2 separate regions of the Homo sapiens genome follow, and region 2 is linked to region 1. The links are chromatin loops, found by intact Hi-C in ENCODE. Cell type or tissue: heart left ventricle. All regions are shown on one strand.

Evidence for each region. Hi-C counts contacts between places; a loop is a spot of excess contacts. Peaks named below come from ENCODE experiments on the same cell type or tissue, not always from the same donor. Only the 100,000 strongest peaks of a DNase experiment are listed, where the experiment ranks them.
Region 2: a loop joins it to region 1, with 4 times the contacts of the local background. A loop is called at or near these places in 10 of 110 quality-filtered maps.

Annotation. Positions count from the first base shown.
Region 1 is chrX:7,129,159-7,137,158 of GRCh38, forward strand. The region is part of intron 1 of PUDP (pseudouridine 5'-phosphatase); the gene reads right to left. Among named protein-coding and RNA genes, the nearest start is that of STS, 15 kb to the right of the region's middle. In heart left ventricle, a CTCF peak has its summit at 3,450 (motif pointing right); no DNase peak of the experiment used is centred here; H3K27ac peaks cover 1,266 bases.
Region 2 is chrX:7,582,733-7,590,732 of GRCh38, forward strand. No RefSeq gene overlaps it. Among named protein-coding and RNA genes, the nearest start is that of VCX, 260 kb to the right of the region's middle. In heart left ventricle, a CTCF peak has its summit at 3,570; no DNase peak of the experiment used is centred here.

The DNA.
Region 1 (8,000 bases):
ATTAGTTATACCACAGCATTTCATTACCAACATTTAATAACATTTAAAGATCATAGAGCACATACAAAATGATATGCCTTCTTCCTTTCCATTTTATATTCTCATACTGGCTGCACTATATAGAAAATGAGGTGTGGAGAGAAGGGGATCTAATATATTGGCTCCATCTAGTCCCTGCTCTGTCATGTAACATGTGCCCATTCATTCAAGGACATAAAAATTACCTGAAGCTTCTCTGTCAATACACATGCCATGTTGGACCCGTGTTCTGAATGTTGAGACTCCAGCAGTCAACAGAACAGGCCTAGAGCCTGACCTCCATGGAGGACATGTTGTAGAGCCCAAGGTTGCTCAGCATTTTGCTGCCAGCCCCAACAGTGTGACGTACAGCTCTTCTCTGTCTTTGAGCCCTGAGCATTCTCATACCTGAGGGGATATTCCCTGAAGGCAAGAGGAATGGGATGCAACAACAGTGACCAGTGACCATCGCCTCTCAGGGAAGTGCCATTTACTAATTTATTATTTTATTGTATAACTCTCTGAACTTTTATCTTAGAATATGATTTCATTCCTTATTCAAAAACACTGACCTTTTAAAGATCTCACATCTGGGCAAGAGAACTTTAATGAAGGCAAAGGAAAGAGCCATCCTAACCTTCCTTACTACTAGAAATGTCATACTCAGACAGCACACAGCATGCAGGGCACCGTCCCGCTCTAACAAAAATCGAAAGGGTAAGGGCAATGGCTGGGTATAAAACTACATACTAGAATATGTGACACGGAGCACCGCCCAACAAATGGTTATTTTCCATGTTTATCCCCGGCATGGTGCGTGGAGTCCAAAGGTTATTCCAAAGCACTTTTCTTTTCACTCCCTTCTCTGGAAAATCAACTGTGTTTGGAAATCATGGTGCATCCCATGGTTAAATAATCTCCCTACCCCAGGAAGGAGGACTGGGCCCTCTACTTCTCCCTGACATTTACAACCCAGCTGGGATGAGAAAAGGAGAAGGGAGTAGAATAAAAGGACTTCAAAGTTGTGAGTTCGGCACCCTTACGTGTCAACAAAGATTAAGCCTGAAGTGGCAGGCTTTCACACAGGGTTGGGGGGATTCAGGTTTTGATGCAGGGTTAGGGGGAATTCGGAGGCTGATTGGAGAATGACTAGGGATCCAGAGCTGCTCCCTTTGTATCAGAGATGCACATACTACACACACACACACACACACACAAAAGGAGGAGGAGGACAAAACATGGTGGGCATATGGCTAAATTTCCAGACCCTTCCTAGGCTAATTATCCAACTGTGTGTGTGCATGTATTCTCTCTGAGGAAGGGGACTTAGAAATAAGTTTAAAATGGCTTCCAGGGGCCAGGCACAGTGGCTCATACCTGTAATCCCAGCACTTTAGGAGGCCGAGGCAGGTGGATCACTTGAGTCCAGGAGTTTGAGACCAGCTTGGGCAACATGGCAAAACCCCATCTCTACTAAAAATACAAAAATTAGCCGGGTGCACGGCTCGAGACCAGCCTGGGCAACATGGCAAAACCCCGTCTCTACTAAAAATACAGCAATTAGCCGGGTGCAGTGGTGCACACCAGTAGTCCCAGCTACTTGGGAGGCTGAGGCAGGAGGATCACTTGAGCCTGGGAGGCAGAGGTTGCAATGAGCTGAGATTGTGCCATTGCATTCTAGCCTGGACAACAGAATGAGACTCTGTCTCAAAAAATAATAATAATAAAAGTAAAAACTAAAATGGCTTCTAGGTACTGTAGCTGTTCAAAGACGAGTGTAGGTCGATGGCCACCTATGTCAGTTTTCTTCATGGGTTAACGGCACCAAGAGTTTTGTTTGTCTTAAATGGGAAATCATGGTTGTTTCCATCAATGCTGTCAACCTAAGAGGTGCCCAGTCTTTCAGTTTCCTGAAACTCAACATGTCCAAATGCCTAAAATGGAACTCATCCCTATTTTCAGGCCTCACAGCTTCCTCTAATTTCGACTTCAGGACAAGTCACTGCTATTCACCTGCCTTCTCCCTCCCATCCCTCTATGCCCAGCTGTCAGCTGAACGGCCTCTGAATCAGCCACTTTTCTTCCTTTCATTCCAACCCTGTGGGTCCTTGTAGTCAGTTGAAGGGTGGCTCCCAAAAATATATGTCCACGTCCTAATCCCTAGGGCCCGAGAATCGGACCTTATTTGGAAAAAAGACCTTTGCAGATGTGATTAAGTGAAGGATCTGGAGATGTGGCACTCTGTATTATCCCGGTGGGCCCTACATCCAATGGCAGGGGTCCTTATTTATAAGAGACAAAAGGAGAGAAGAGAAGGCCACGTGGAGAGAAGCTGAGACCGGAGCGATGCAGCTACAAGCCAAGGAAAAACGCAGCCCTGCTGATATCCTGACTTCCAACTTCTTGTCTCCAGAGCTGAGATAAAGTAATCTCCTGTTGTTTTAGGCCCCCCAGTTTGTGGAAAACTCATGCAGTCCTTCTATCGTTCATCTGGACAATGGCAACAGCCTTCTACCAGTCTCCAGTGTCTAAGCGCCAACAGTCCACATCATCAGAAGCACCACCCTTCTAGACATCGTGTGCTCGCCAGGCTGTATGATGGCTACGAGATAAAATGTGAATTCCTTAGCCTGGCACAGGGCTCGCCGCCATCTGCCCTTGGCAGGCCTTTTTACCTGTGCTCCGCCTCTCACCGAGTCCTCTTGGCCTGAAATACCCTCAGCCCTTCCTCCTCCACCTCAGTGACTCCCCAACCCTTCCGGTGGCTCATTTGGGATGCGTTTGCTCTGCTGTGAGGCACATCCGACTGGCCAACTTCCTTTTCCTGGCTCCCAAGAAAATCGAGTTGTCTCTAGCAGATGAATGATGATAATATAGAAGAACAGATCATGTCCACCCCCGCCCCCGTACAAATTACAGCACCCCTGCCTGCAGTCCCCTGAAGAACAGGGATGCTGTTGTATTCATTTGACTCAGTTGTCTCAGTATCTGGCAACTGGTGGTCCTGCTGTGAAAAGTCAGTCGGGTTCATGAATCGAAGGAACACCCTGAACATCTCAATCTCTCCTCCAGAGCCCTCATAGATCCAACTTAGGCTTTTCTTAAATTCCTTTTGAACTTAAAGCTCTCTCCTCAAATTCTCCACAACAGAAAGTGCCACCTGCCTTCCGCCATCTGAATGGAGCCACCTAAATGCTGGGAATGTTAAGCCATTTATTGTAACCACCTCTACTGCTTGGCTACCTGTATTGCTCAATGACTTGAAGTGGGCAACTTTACAGGCTTTTATCAGGTTGCTGTCAGAGAAGCAAGGTCAGCACAACTGGTTTAACAAGATGAGGGCTGAGATAAGGCTAGAGCTTCCAGAAAGGAACAAGTCATGGAGCCACACCCAGGAATAACTCACATATTTGCATTAAGAATGCAGAAGCAATGCCCAGGAGAGGGCAGCACTGACAACGCACACAAAGTCTAAGGTCATTGTGATCCACATGAACAAGGCTTCTCTTAGAAAGTACTTAAGGGCCAGTTTATGACCAAATTCCTTTGACAAAGGAATCTAGGAAAATACACTAGGAGAAAAACCTCCAAAAACATCCTGGTGAAGGCTATGCTCTCACCAAAGCCACCTCATGCAAATACACCTGGGCCCCAGAACTCTGCGATTTCACCCTCATGAGCATCAAAACCCCACAGCCACCACTGATCTCACTGCAGGTAACCAACAGAACTGCATGTGGTAAAGGTTCTCAGTAAATATTGCTATTAGATCAGAAAAAAGCCTGAAAGCCTGAAGCAGGAAATGGCAGCTGGAATGACACAGAAGTGGCTTTGAAATATTTATAAATCAGGAGGTGCCTGGAAGGTGTGGGTGGGGATGGCAAGGAATTGAAGACTGGAAGATAACTCCCAGCCATCTGCTGTGGGGCTTTCGGGGTTTGCTGCCTGGTGTGGAATGCAGGAAAAGAGCAGATCTGGCAGAGAACTAGAGGCCCCGTTTAAAATACAATGCTTCAGAGCTGCCTCTTGGCCACGCGGGTAGGAAGAGCCTGTGGTCACTGGGAAACGTAGACAGGAACTCAAAAGAGGTGAGGCCCAGCCAGGGAGGTCAAGGGGTCATCAGAGCAGAAGCATGTGCCGAAGCCATGAGCTCAGAAGAGGTTTCCACAAGAGGACAGGGCCCATAACAAAGCCATAGGGACGCCAAACAGGCACCAGGAGGAAAAGAAAGCTATGGGGAAGCCAGAAGAGGAACTATCCGTGAAGCCAAAGAGAAAGATTTCCAAGGAGGGTGCAGAAGCGGCAAAGGAAGCCGGAAGTTCTGGCAATTTAAGAAAAGGGTGCCCTCTGCACCTAGCAGCACGGACATCACTGCTACCTCTGTCAGAACAATTTCTGTGAGTGGTAGGGCCAAAAAGCCAGCTCATAGCGAGGGAAGGAAAATGGGGGAGTGAGTTCGGCAAACACAGCCCACTTTAGCAAGACACTTGGCTGAGAAGAGAGGCAGAAAGACAGACAAGCCAGTTTCAAAACACGTCCTTAAAATCGGGACACTCACTAGTCCCAGCCAGCAGAAGCAATAAACACAGCAACAGGTACATGGCATTTATTATTCTGTATTATAGATGTGATCATATAAAGATGTTAATTTCTTCAGGCTACTTCACAGAAGTCCCGTCCCCTCCCTATGAGAGGATATGATTTTACTTGATCTCAGCATAAACCCTAATGGTATAAGGGGATGCATAACATGTGCAGATGGTTACATCTCTGTTGCAAAATCATGTTAAACAGTGCAATGGGGCCGTAGGTCAGATATGAACTGAACATGTTCTTTAATCTGATTATATTTTGGTAGGCATGCAATATCCTGGAAGATGTCACACATTGCCTGTGATATGCTGCAAACCATACTCGGGGACACAGAGGATGGGTAATTTTACTAAATCAGTACAGTAAGTAAGTTGTCAATGAGATGGGCCAGGCTTCAGTTACCAACGCAGCTCATGTTTCACCTAAGCTAAAGTGGTTTTGGGCTATCAGTAGAGCCTCTCAATCATCAATGAGATAAAATTAAATCAGCTGGTAAATTAGATGTCAGCTGGTGAGAGTTTCAGTATCTACAATTGTACCTGTACCTGTGAGGGCTGGCAAAACTATGAACAAATGGTACCAAGACTGCTGGTAACTCTAAGTGATGAAGCGCCCAGGAGTAGAAGTTAGAAGTGCTGGATTTTCACTGGGATTTTCCTACTATTCATAGCTCCCCAGGTTGTCCTGCCTCAGTTTCACTGTAGACAGGACAAGTCGCCTCAATTCTAAATCTCAAATCTGATTATGATTTCACTTTAAAGAGCTTGTCACGTAAGCACACCGTATCAAAAGCTGATGAGCAGTCAGCAAAATGCCAGTACTAAACACAGGGTAGCAAATGGCAAAAAGTAAGCTAGACCTTTATGTCTACAGGTATTGTAATGGCAAAAACCGTCATTACTTTAGCACCAACCTAAATAGGAGTCATACAAAAAGAAAAAGCAGATATAAGGATCTACTTAACCAAAGGAAATGCTTTATGTTAAGATAAACGAGGCAAATAAGAGATGCAAAAAGAAAATAAGAATACACTAAAGCACTGTATTAAAATCAGCAAAATGTTTAGTATTTAATGAAATCCATGATTATTTGAGGCCAGAACAGAAATATGTGTAACACTTTGCTGCACAAAATGTTTCTACGATAACCAAATAATTTTCCTTTTAAAAAGCAAGAGTTAAAAGGTTGCCAAGCTACTGCAATTGAGGTAAATAAGGGAAAGAGAAGTCTGCGTATGAACAGGTAACCTCCAGGGAATGGCAGGGATACAACTGGGTCCAAGAGAACATACATGAGATGTGGGCAGCACTTCAGGAAGTCTTTTCCTCCCATCACTCAGTTCAAGCTCCAACCTCCAGTTTCCTAAGACCTTGGTAGCCTCAGAGTAAAAAGGGATGACACAGACCCAGTAGGCAGAAGTCAGCTGAGAGGTGCAGTGAGAGCCCAGTCACAGTAGCTCCTCAGGATCAGCTATAAGGCTACTTAGGAGCATTTTCTGTCATGTCTCATCAGCATATGATGTGACACACAGGTACCAGTGGCTACTCTTTGAAGAATTTTAGAAAGCTTTTATTCCTTTTATAAGCATCATGCCCTGACAAACTATCGGATTCCAATTAAGACATCAACAAAAGACAATTTTCCTGACATCTGTCTAAATCCTGTAGACATTTGTCTACAAATCTCCTGCACTATGAGAGAGACGAGGAACTGAAAAATGAGCACTAGGAAATGGGACTCTTCCTTCAGAATGTTTTCTGCTATAATACACATTGCAATGAATGCATTGCCACTGTAATGTTCGAGAGAGCTGAAGGTTCTGAAACTATTTCTTCCATATCTCCAACATCAATTTTCTAAAGATGCATGCTTTACATTCTTGTCTCTTAAACAGAATTAACTGACTACTACTTAATACTGCTTTTGGGGTTGTTTTTAGTGGTTCATGCTTAAGACTTAATCTTCCCTTTCCTATTTTAACTTTTCAAGTATACAGAAGAGTCAATAGTAGGATAGGAAACATCTACATACCCTATACCTGCACGCAACACACCTGAAAACATGCAGATGCCCTAACTCTTCATTCCTCTAGCTCTCTGCACGTTTCTCCTCAGAATAACACTCTCCTACACAGCCATAATACCACTGCCAAACCCAGGCAAATCAGCAATATTTCATAGTACCCCCTAAATAGCACACATCACACCTCTCCAATTGTCACAAAAATGTCTTTTATAGATTTTTTTCCCCAATCTAAGGTCCACTGAATTTGACTATGTCCCTTTAGCCTCTTTAAAAGTGGAAAAGCCAGCCCCTATTTTTTCCCCATGATAGTCAACATTTTCAAGGACCCAGTCCAGGTACCTGGTGGAACATCCTACATTCAGGATTTGTCTTGCTGTTTCCACATGACACCCCCTCCCGTGTTCCTCTACCCCTCTGAAACTGCTAGAGGTCCAGATGGATTCAGGTTAACCATTTCTGAGGTCACTTCAGAAAGCACACGTGACGTGACATGCTGCTTTCTGGATGGCAAAGCTACATCAGTTGGGCCACAGGGTCAATTGTGGCCCCCAGAGCTGCCCGCTCTGAAGGCCCGTTTGCCTCTGTTATCAGTCAGTGACTTCTGACATGGCACTGCGGGCACCTTCGTCTCCTGCATGATTACTCTATGATTTTGGCTTCCACTGACAATGCTTGTGGGAACCACTTACAGTCGGGATCCCAAAATGGTGACCTGGCTAATTCTCCCATTCTGTCCATATTTATTAACTGGCATTCTTCTGTAAAAGAGCTCACCCCCAGCCACCCTTTTACTCTTTTGAGAATCATAACACAGAGACTTAAAAAATATATAGACAGAGTATTATACTCTCTTCTGGTCATTATTCTTTTGATTACAAATGGTTCATATTGTGCCAGTGGGACCCCCCCCCCCAACCCCGCCCACTGCATCCTGGCATGAGAAAGTGCTCTGTGCTCATGTTGTATTTTACTGGTCCCGGTCCCTAGAATCAGCCACATCTCCTTAGGGCCTGTGTTCCTTTCACTGGGCATGATGTTTCCAAATGAAGGATTTAATCTTTTTTAAGCCCTCCTGAGTATCACTGTATCACTTTGGGTGAAGTAGATTTACAAACTGTGCAGAACATAGGACCCCAATGACAAATACACCTCAGTCTGAAACATTAAGTTTACTTTTCAAAAGCAGACAAAGCGTAGGCAACTGCATTTGATTTTAATAACTCTGTGCTGAGGTCAGGAGTTCGAGACCTGCCTGACCAACATGGTGAAACCCCATCTCTACTAAAAATACAAAAAATTAGCTGGGTGTGGTGGCAGGCACCTGTAATCCCAGCTACTAGGGAGGCTAGGGCAGGAGAATTGCT
Region 2 (8,000 bases), 450 kb after region 1:
AAAAAGCAGCATTATCTCTCCCAGGGAGAGTATGACATAAGATGTTGCCACTATTGTCTCTGCAGCTCAGGTTTCTGCTTCCTGACCATTGATTTCCTGCACAGGTAAAGAACTGTATTAATTGGGGTTCTTCAAACAATAGGATATGCCAAAGAACTCTATCTATCTATCTATCTATCTATCTATCTATCTATCTATCTATCTGTCATATATAATCTACATATCTTAGTCCATTTGTGCTGCTATTACAGAATACCATATATAATTATAAACAATATATTTTTTTCTCACACTTCTGGAGGCTGGGAAGTCCAAGATCAAGGTGCTAGCAGGTTTGGTGTTATGTGAAGGCTGCTATTTGCTTCCAAAGTGGCTTCCTATTGCTGCACTCTCTGGAAGGGACAAACACTGTGTCTTCACATGGTGGAAGGGATGCAAGGGCAATAGTGTCAAATGCTGTGTGAAGTCTCTTTTATAAAGCCTTTAATCCCTCATAAGTGCTCATGACCTAATCACCTTCTAAATACCCCACCTCTTAATACTATTGCATTGGAATAGTGTTGTTTCAACATAAATTTTGAAGGAACACAAGCATTCAAATGATAGCTCACTCACTGTATCTATCTATCTATCTATCTATCTATCTATCTATCTATCATCTATCTATCTATCTAATCTATTGAAAAAGAGTGAGAAAGAGAAAAATTTACTTTAATGACTTGATTCATGTAATTGGGGGTCTGGCACGTCTGAATTCCATAGGATAAGATGACAGGCAGGAAACTCAGGCAAGAGTTTCACAGATTCCTACTTTGCTGTTTCTCAGTGCAGAGGTTTATTCTTTGGACTTTCAGGATAAACCAAAGCTAGGCACTTCTGTATGCCAGTCAGCAAGGAATCATTCTTTTGTGGTGTGCAGAGCGTATAATACCCATTGAGAATGGATTGTAAAAAATTCAAGAGGGTTCCTGTGCTAGTTATTAAGCATTTATCTCTCAGTTCCAAATCCACCATCTATATTCTCCACGGTGATGATGGGGCAAATGTCTTTCTCCTTTGTCAGTTGACTCTATATTTAGTGCTACCAATAGGGGGACCTAGAAGATATTGGCGGACAGGAAGAGGTGAGAAAGAACTTACTACATCTTGTAAGGTTGCTATTGCTGTCTCCTTCACTCCAGCAACGGCACTTAACCTGGCAACATCAGTTGGTTCCAGTGTCTGTGTGTCTCACCTGCACACTTAGTGACCTTTGCCTTGCCAGCTTGTTTTTTAGCCCCAAGATTCTTGCTCCACCACATGTTTGGGGTCCTGGACACTCCAGTAAGCTCTTCCTGGATCCACCTCTTAGAAAAGAGGTACTGGGTTAGATATGATAGCATTTATATTTTGTGCTATGACACTTACACATTCTGACATAAGCATGTGGAATTTCTTGTTATTTTATTTCCCAGGGTTAATTTTGTATATGTGTATGAAGACAAAAAATAGGATGTCTTTTTTTGTTTGTTTATTGGTAGCTACCAAGATACCCAAGATTGATTGACCAGTGTTTGTTGATGACACCAAATAATGTTATTTTACAAGGCCTCTTTAAAAATGTTAGCTTTCTGAAACTGAAATATTTATTTAAGCATCAGACAGATAACACACACTTCACCACCACCCCTCCCCCATTCATTTGTATCATCAATTAAAAAAGCTTAGAAAACATAAAACTTTAATGCTTATTTTAACTGAAGGCTTGTGGGCTAACATCCACAGTTTATAAATGGCACTTTGGTATTTTGAAGCTAAACATTACAAGAAGTCTACGCATGATGTTCAAAAGAAGGAATGATAAAGGTAGCTTTAGGAATGTAACATCAAATCCCAACATTTCTGTCTGGCTTGAAAATCTTTCCAAAAATTCGGCAGTTTTTTGAACTGTTCAATCATTATGTTTGATTAAAGTGGCCCAATTTAGTTTTAGGTAGATACACATGGCATTCTACACGTGGCTTAGAAGTTTTTGATTGAAAGGGGAAAAAAGGGCAAATCTCTTGATGTTCGATTTTTTTTTTCTTTTTTTGAGACAGGGTCTTGCTCTGTTACCCAGGCTGGAGTATAGTGGCATGATCACAGCTCACTGCAGCCTCGACTTCCCAAGCTCAAGGGATCCTCCCACCATAGCCTCCTGAGTAGCTGGGATCACAGGCATGTGCCACCACACTTTGCTAATTTTTAAAATTTTTATAGAGTCAGGGATCTTGCCATCTTGTCCAGGTTGGTCTCGAACTCTTGGCCTCAAGCAATCCTCCTGCCTCAGCCTCACAAAGTACTGAGATAGCAGGGATAAGCCACTGTGCTAGGTTGAAACTATTTTTAAATTTAAACAGTTTTAATTGTGGTAAAATACATGTAAAATTTTCCATCTTAACAGTTCAGTAGTGTTAAGTGTAGACATATTATTGTGCAACCAATCTCTACAACTTTTTTATGTTACAAAACTGAAATTCTTTACCCAAAGCAATAATTATCCAATCTCTTTTCCCAACCCCTGGACACTACCATTCTATTTTCTGTTTTTATGAATTTGATGACTCTAGATATCTTATGTAAATTGAATCATGATGTAGTTGTCTTTTTGTGACTGGTTCATTTCATTTAGCATAATGTCCTCAAGGTTCATCCATGTAGTAGCATGTGTCAGAATTTTCTTCCTTTTTAAGTATGAATAATATTTCTTTGTGTGTATACATTATATTTTCTTTATCCATTCATCTGTCAATGAATACTTGAGTTGTTTCCACTTCCTGACTATTGTGAACAATGCTGCTATGAACATGGGAACACTGATACTTTTTCAGGACTCTGATTTCAGTTCTTTTGAACACACGCTCAGATATGGAATTGCTGGATCATATGATAATTCAACTTTTAATTTTTGGAGGAACCTCCATTAAACAGTAGCAACTACACCATTCCCACCAACAGTGCAGAAGGGTTTTACATTCCCACCAACTGTGCAGAAGGGTTCCAATATTTCCACATCCTTCCCAACACTTATTTTCTGTTGTTTGTTTGTTTGGTTTAAACAGTAGCCATTCTTATGGGTATGAGATGATATCTCATTGTGGTCTTGATTTGGATTTCCCTAATGACTGGTGATGTTGAGTATCTTCCCCTAAGCTTGTTGGCCATTTTCATGTCATCTTTGGAGAAATGTCTATTCCAGGCCTTTGTGCGTTTTAAAATCAGAATATTTTGTTGTTGCTGTGGTTAAATTGCAAGAGTTTTTGTTTGTTTGTTTGTTTGTTTGTTTGTTTGTTTGGTATCCTGGAGAGTAACCCCTTATCAGATATCTGATTTGCAATTCTTTTCTCCTGTTCCATAGGTTGCTTTTTCACTGTGTTAATTATATTATTTGCTGCACAGATGTTTTTACGTTTGAAGTAGTTTAAATTACCTATTTTTCTTTTTGTTCCCTGTAAGAAACTATTTTTAAGAAATTAGGAAACATCTCAAGATGAAGTCATTAAGCCAAGCTGAATGAAGACAAGAAGTTGTTTCACAGATCTGGCTGCATAACATGCTCGAGTCTTCCTCCTAGTGGGTGAGTATGGAAACTACTGACAGTACAATGTTCTCCAACTAGATTCAGAAGATTCCCAATACATTCAGTTCTTCTGTTCTCTTATCTCAAGCAAACACTAAATTTTTGTGGTTGGTTCAACTCAGGAAAAGTTACATTGTCAAATTTGATTCAACACAGGTGTCAGAAACAAAACCCCAAAACTATATACTCTAAATTTGCATTTTGTTGTCTATAAGTTCAATTTAAAAGTCAAAGTAATGTTACCATGAGTAAAATTTTCACAGTGAGCAAGAAAACAAAATCAGCCACCCCTCAAACTAAATCAAAGTGGCAGAGATGATTTAGGTAATTATTTTTAAACTGAACATCTCTCTATCGTTGGATATAACCATGCCAGAGGGTCCATTTGGAAGTGGCCCAGATGAAACATGCCATAAGGCCAGAAACTGTAATTCAAAAGTTCTAAATGAAAACACTCAAGTTTCATTGAGGCAAGAGGCTTGAGTGCACAATAGCAATACAAGCAGCTGTTTTTGCCACTCAGCCTTAAGCCTGAGTTTGTTTCTTTCTTTTCTTTTCTTTCCTTTTTTTTTTTTTTTTTTTTTTTGAGATAGAATCTCACTGTGTCACCCAGGCGGGAGTGCAGTGGTGCTATCTCGGCTCACTGCAACCTCCCCCTCCCGGGTTCAAGCGATTCTCATGCCTCAGCCTCTCAAATAGCTGGGATTACAGGTGCCTACCACCACACCCGTCTGATTTTTGTATTTTTAGTAGAGACGGGGTTTCACCATGTTGGCCAGGCTGGTCTCAAACTCCTGACCCAGGTAATCCACCCACCTTGGCCTCCCAAAGTGCTGGGATTACGGGCATGAGCCACCACGCCCAGCCTGGGTTTGTTTCTAACATGTGTGGTGTCAATGTCTGGTGTCACCTCTAAAAAATGCTGTTTGCATGTAAGCTGCAGTTGGGTCTTTGAGACTTGCTTTTGAAAGGATGCTGGTTAGTGTGTTTTTCCTCCTCTTCTCTGGGTAACACAAATAAGGAGCTGTCACTCATAAAGTCCCAGACACCAATTAAATTTCCAGCAGTTGCCTATGACATCTCCCTTCACAGGGGGCCTCTGAATTACATGTTGTCATAGTAAGAGCCTATGATCTTGGCCATGCTGCCTCAGCTCCTGGCTCTCGTATTGCACTTAAAAGACCAATGCTTGCTTGTGTTTCATCTTTCCTTATGCAGTCTTGGAGCATGCATTATGAGTGGCTGATTTTCTTTTTTTTTTTTTTTTTAATTATTTATACTTTAAGTTTTAGGGTACATGTGCACAATGTGCAGGTTAGTTACATATGTATACATGTGCCATGCTGGTGCGCTGCACCCACTAACTCGTCATCTAGCATTAGGTATATCTCCCAATGCTATCCCTCCCCCCCCCGCCCCACCCCACAACAGTCCCCAGAGTGTGATGTTCCCCTTCCTGTGTCCATGTGTTCTCATTGTTCAATTCCCACCTATGAGTGAGAATATGCGGTGTTTGGTTTTTTGTTCTTGCGATAGTTTACTGAGAATGATGATTTCCAATTTCATCCATGTCCCTACAAAGGACATGAACTCATCATTTTTTATGGTTGCATAGTATTCAATGGTGTATATGTGCCACATTTTATTAATCCAGTCTATCATTGTTGGACATTTGGGTTGGTTCCAAGTCTTTGCTATTGTGAATAGTGCCGCAATAAACATACGTGTGCATGTGTCTTTATACCAGCATGATTTATAGTCCTTTGGGTATATACCCAGTAATGGGATGGCTGGGTCAAATGGTATTTCTAGTTCTGGATCCCTGAGGAATCGCCACACTGACTTCCACAATGGTTGAACTAGTTTACAGTCCCGCCAACAGTGTAAAAGTGTTCCTATTTCTCCACATCCTCTCCAGCACCTGTTGTTTCCTGACTTTGTAATGATTGCCATTCTAACTGGTGTGAGATGGTATCTCATTGTGGTTTTGATTTGCATTTCTCTAATGGCCAGTGATGGTGAGCATTTTTTCATGTGTTTTTTGGCTGCATAAATGTCTTCTTTTGAGAAGTGTCTGTTCATGTCCTTTGCCCACTTTTTGATGGGGTTGTTTGTTTTTTTCTTGTAAATTTGTTTGAGTTCATTGTAGATTCTGGATATTAGCCCTTTGTCAGATGAGTAGGTTGCGAAAATTTTCTCCCATTTTGTGGGTTGCCTGTTCACTCTGATGATAGTTTCTTTTGCTGTGCAGAAGCTCTTTAGTTTAATTAGATCCCATTTGTCAATTTTGGCTTTTGTTGCCATCGCTTTTGGTGTTTTAGACATGAAGTCCTTGCCCATGCCTATGTCCTGAATGGTAATGCCTAGGTTTTCTTCTAGGGTTTTTATGGTTTTAGGTTTACCATTTAAGTCTTTAAACCATCTTGAATTGATTTTTGTATAAGGTGAAAGGAAGGGATCCAGTTTCAGCTTTCTACATACGGCTAGCCAGTTTTCCCAGCACCATTTATTAAATAGGGAATCCTTTCCCCATTGCTTGTTTTTCTCAGGTTTGTCAAAGATCAGATAGTTGTAGATATACGGTGTTATTTCTGAGGGCTCTGTTCTGTTCCATTGATCTATATCTCTGTTTTGGTACCAGTACCATGCTGTTTTGGTTACTGTAGCCTTGTAGTATAGTTTGAAGTCAGGTAGTGTGATGCCTCCAGCTTTGTTCTTTTTGCTTAGGATTGACTTGGCGATGCGGGCTCTTTTTTGGTTCCATATGAACTTTAAAGTAGTTTTTTCCAGTTCTGTGAAGAAAGTCATTGGTAGCTTGATGGGGATGGCATTGAATCTATCAATTACCTTGGGCAGTATGGCCATTTTCACGATATTGATTCTTCCTACCCATGAGCATGGAATGTTCTTCCATTTGTTTGTATCCTCTTTTATTTCCTTGAGCAGTGGTTTGTAGTTCTCCTTGAAGAGGTCCTTCACATCCCTTGTAAGGTGGATTCCTAGGTATTTTATTCTCTTTGAAGCAATTGTGAATGGGAGTTCACTCATGATTTGGCTCTCTGTTTGTCTGTTATTGGTGTATAAGAATGCTTGTGATTTTTGTACATTGATTTTGTATCCTGAGACTTTGCTGAAGTTGCTTATCAGCTTAAGGAGATTTTGGGCTGAGACAATGGGGTTTTCTAGATATACAATCATGTCGTCTGCAAACAGGGACAATTTGACTTCCTCTTTTCCTAATTGAATACCCTTTATTTCCTTCTCCTGCCTAATTGCCCTGGCCAGAACTTCCAACACTATGTTGAATAGGAGTGGTGAGAGAGGGCATCCCTGTCTTGTGCTGGTTTTCAAAGGGAATGATTCCAGTTTTTGCCCATTCAGTATGATATTGGCTGTGGGTTTGTCATAGATAGCTCTTATTATTTTGAGATACGTCCCATCAATACCTAATTTATTGAGAGTTCTTAGCATGAAGGGTTGTTGAATTTTGTCAAAGGCCTTTTCTGCATCTACTGAGATAATCATGTGGTTTTTGTCTTTGGTTCTGTTTATATGCTGGATTACATTTATTGATTTGCGTATATTGAACCAGCCTTGCATCCCAGGGATGAAGCCCACTTGATCATGGTGGATAAGCTTTTTGATGTGCTGCTGGATTTGGTTTGCCAGTATTTTATTGAGGATTTTTGCATCAATGTTCATCAAGGATATTGGTCTAAAATTCTCTTTTTTGGTTGTGTCTCTGCCCGGCTTTGGTATCAGGATGATGCTGGCCTCATAAAATGAGTTAGGGAGGATTCCCTCTTTTTCTATTGATTGGAATAGTTTCAGAAGGAATGGTACCAGTTCCTCCTTGTACCTCTGGTAGAATTCAGCTGTGAATCCATCTGGTCCTGGACTCTTTTTGGTTGGTAAGCTATTGATTATTGCCACAATTTCAGCTCCTGTTATTGGTCTATTCAGAGATTCAACTTCTTCCTGGTTTAGTCTTGGGAGAGTGTATGTGTCGAGGAATTTATCCATTTCTTCTAGATTTTCTAGTTTATTTGCGTAGAGGTGTTTGTAGTAATCTCTGATGGTAGTTTGTATTTCTGTGGGATCGGTGGTGATATCCCCTTTGTCATTTTTTATTGAGTCTATTTGATTCTTCTCTCTTTTTTTCTTTATTAGTCTTGCTAGCGGTCTATCAATTTTGTTGATCCTTTCAAAAAACCAGCTCCTGGATTCATTAATTTTTTGAAGGGTTTTTTGTGTCTCTATTTCCTTCAGTTCTGCTCTGTTTTTAGTTATTTCTTGCCTTCTGCTAGCTTTTGAATGAGTTTGCTCTTGCTTTTCTAGTTCTTTTAATTGTGATGTTAGGGTGTCAATTTTGGATCTTTCCTGCTTTCTCTTGTGGGCATTT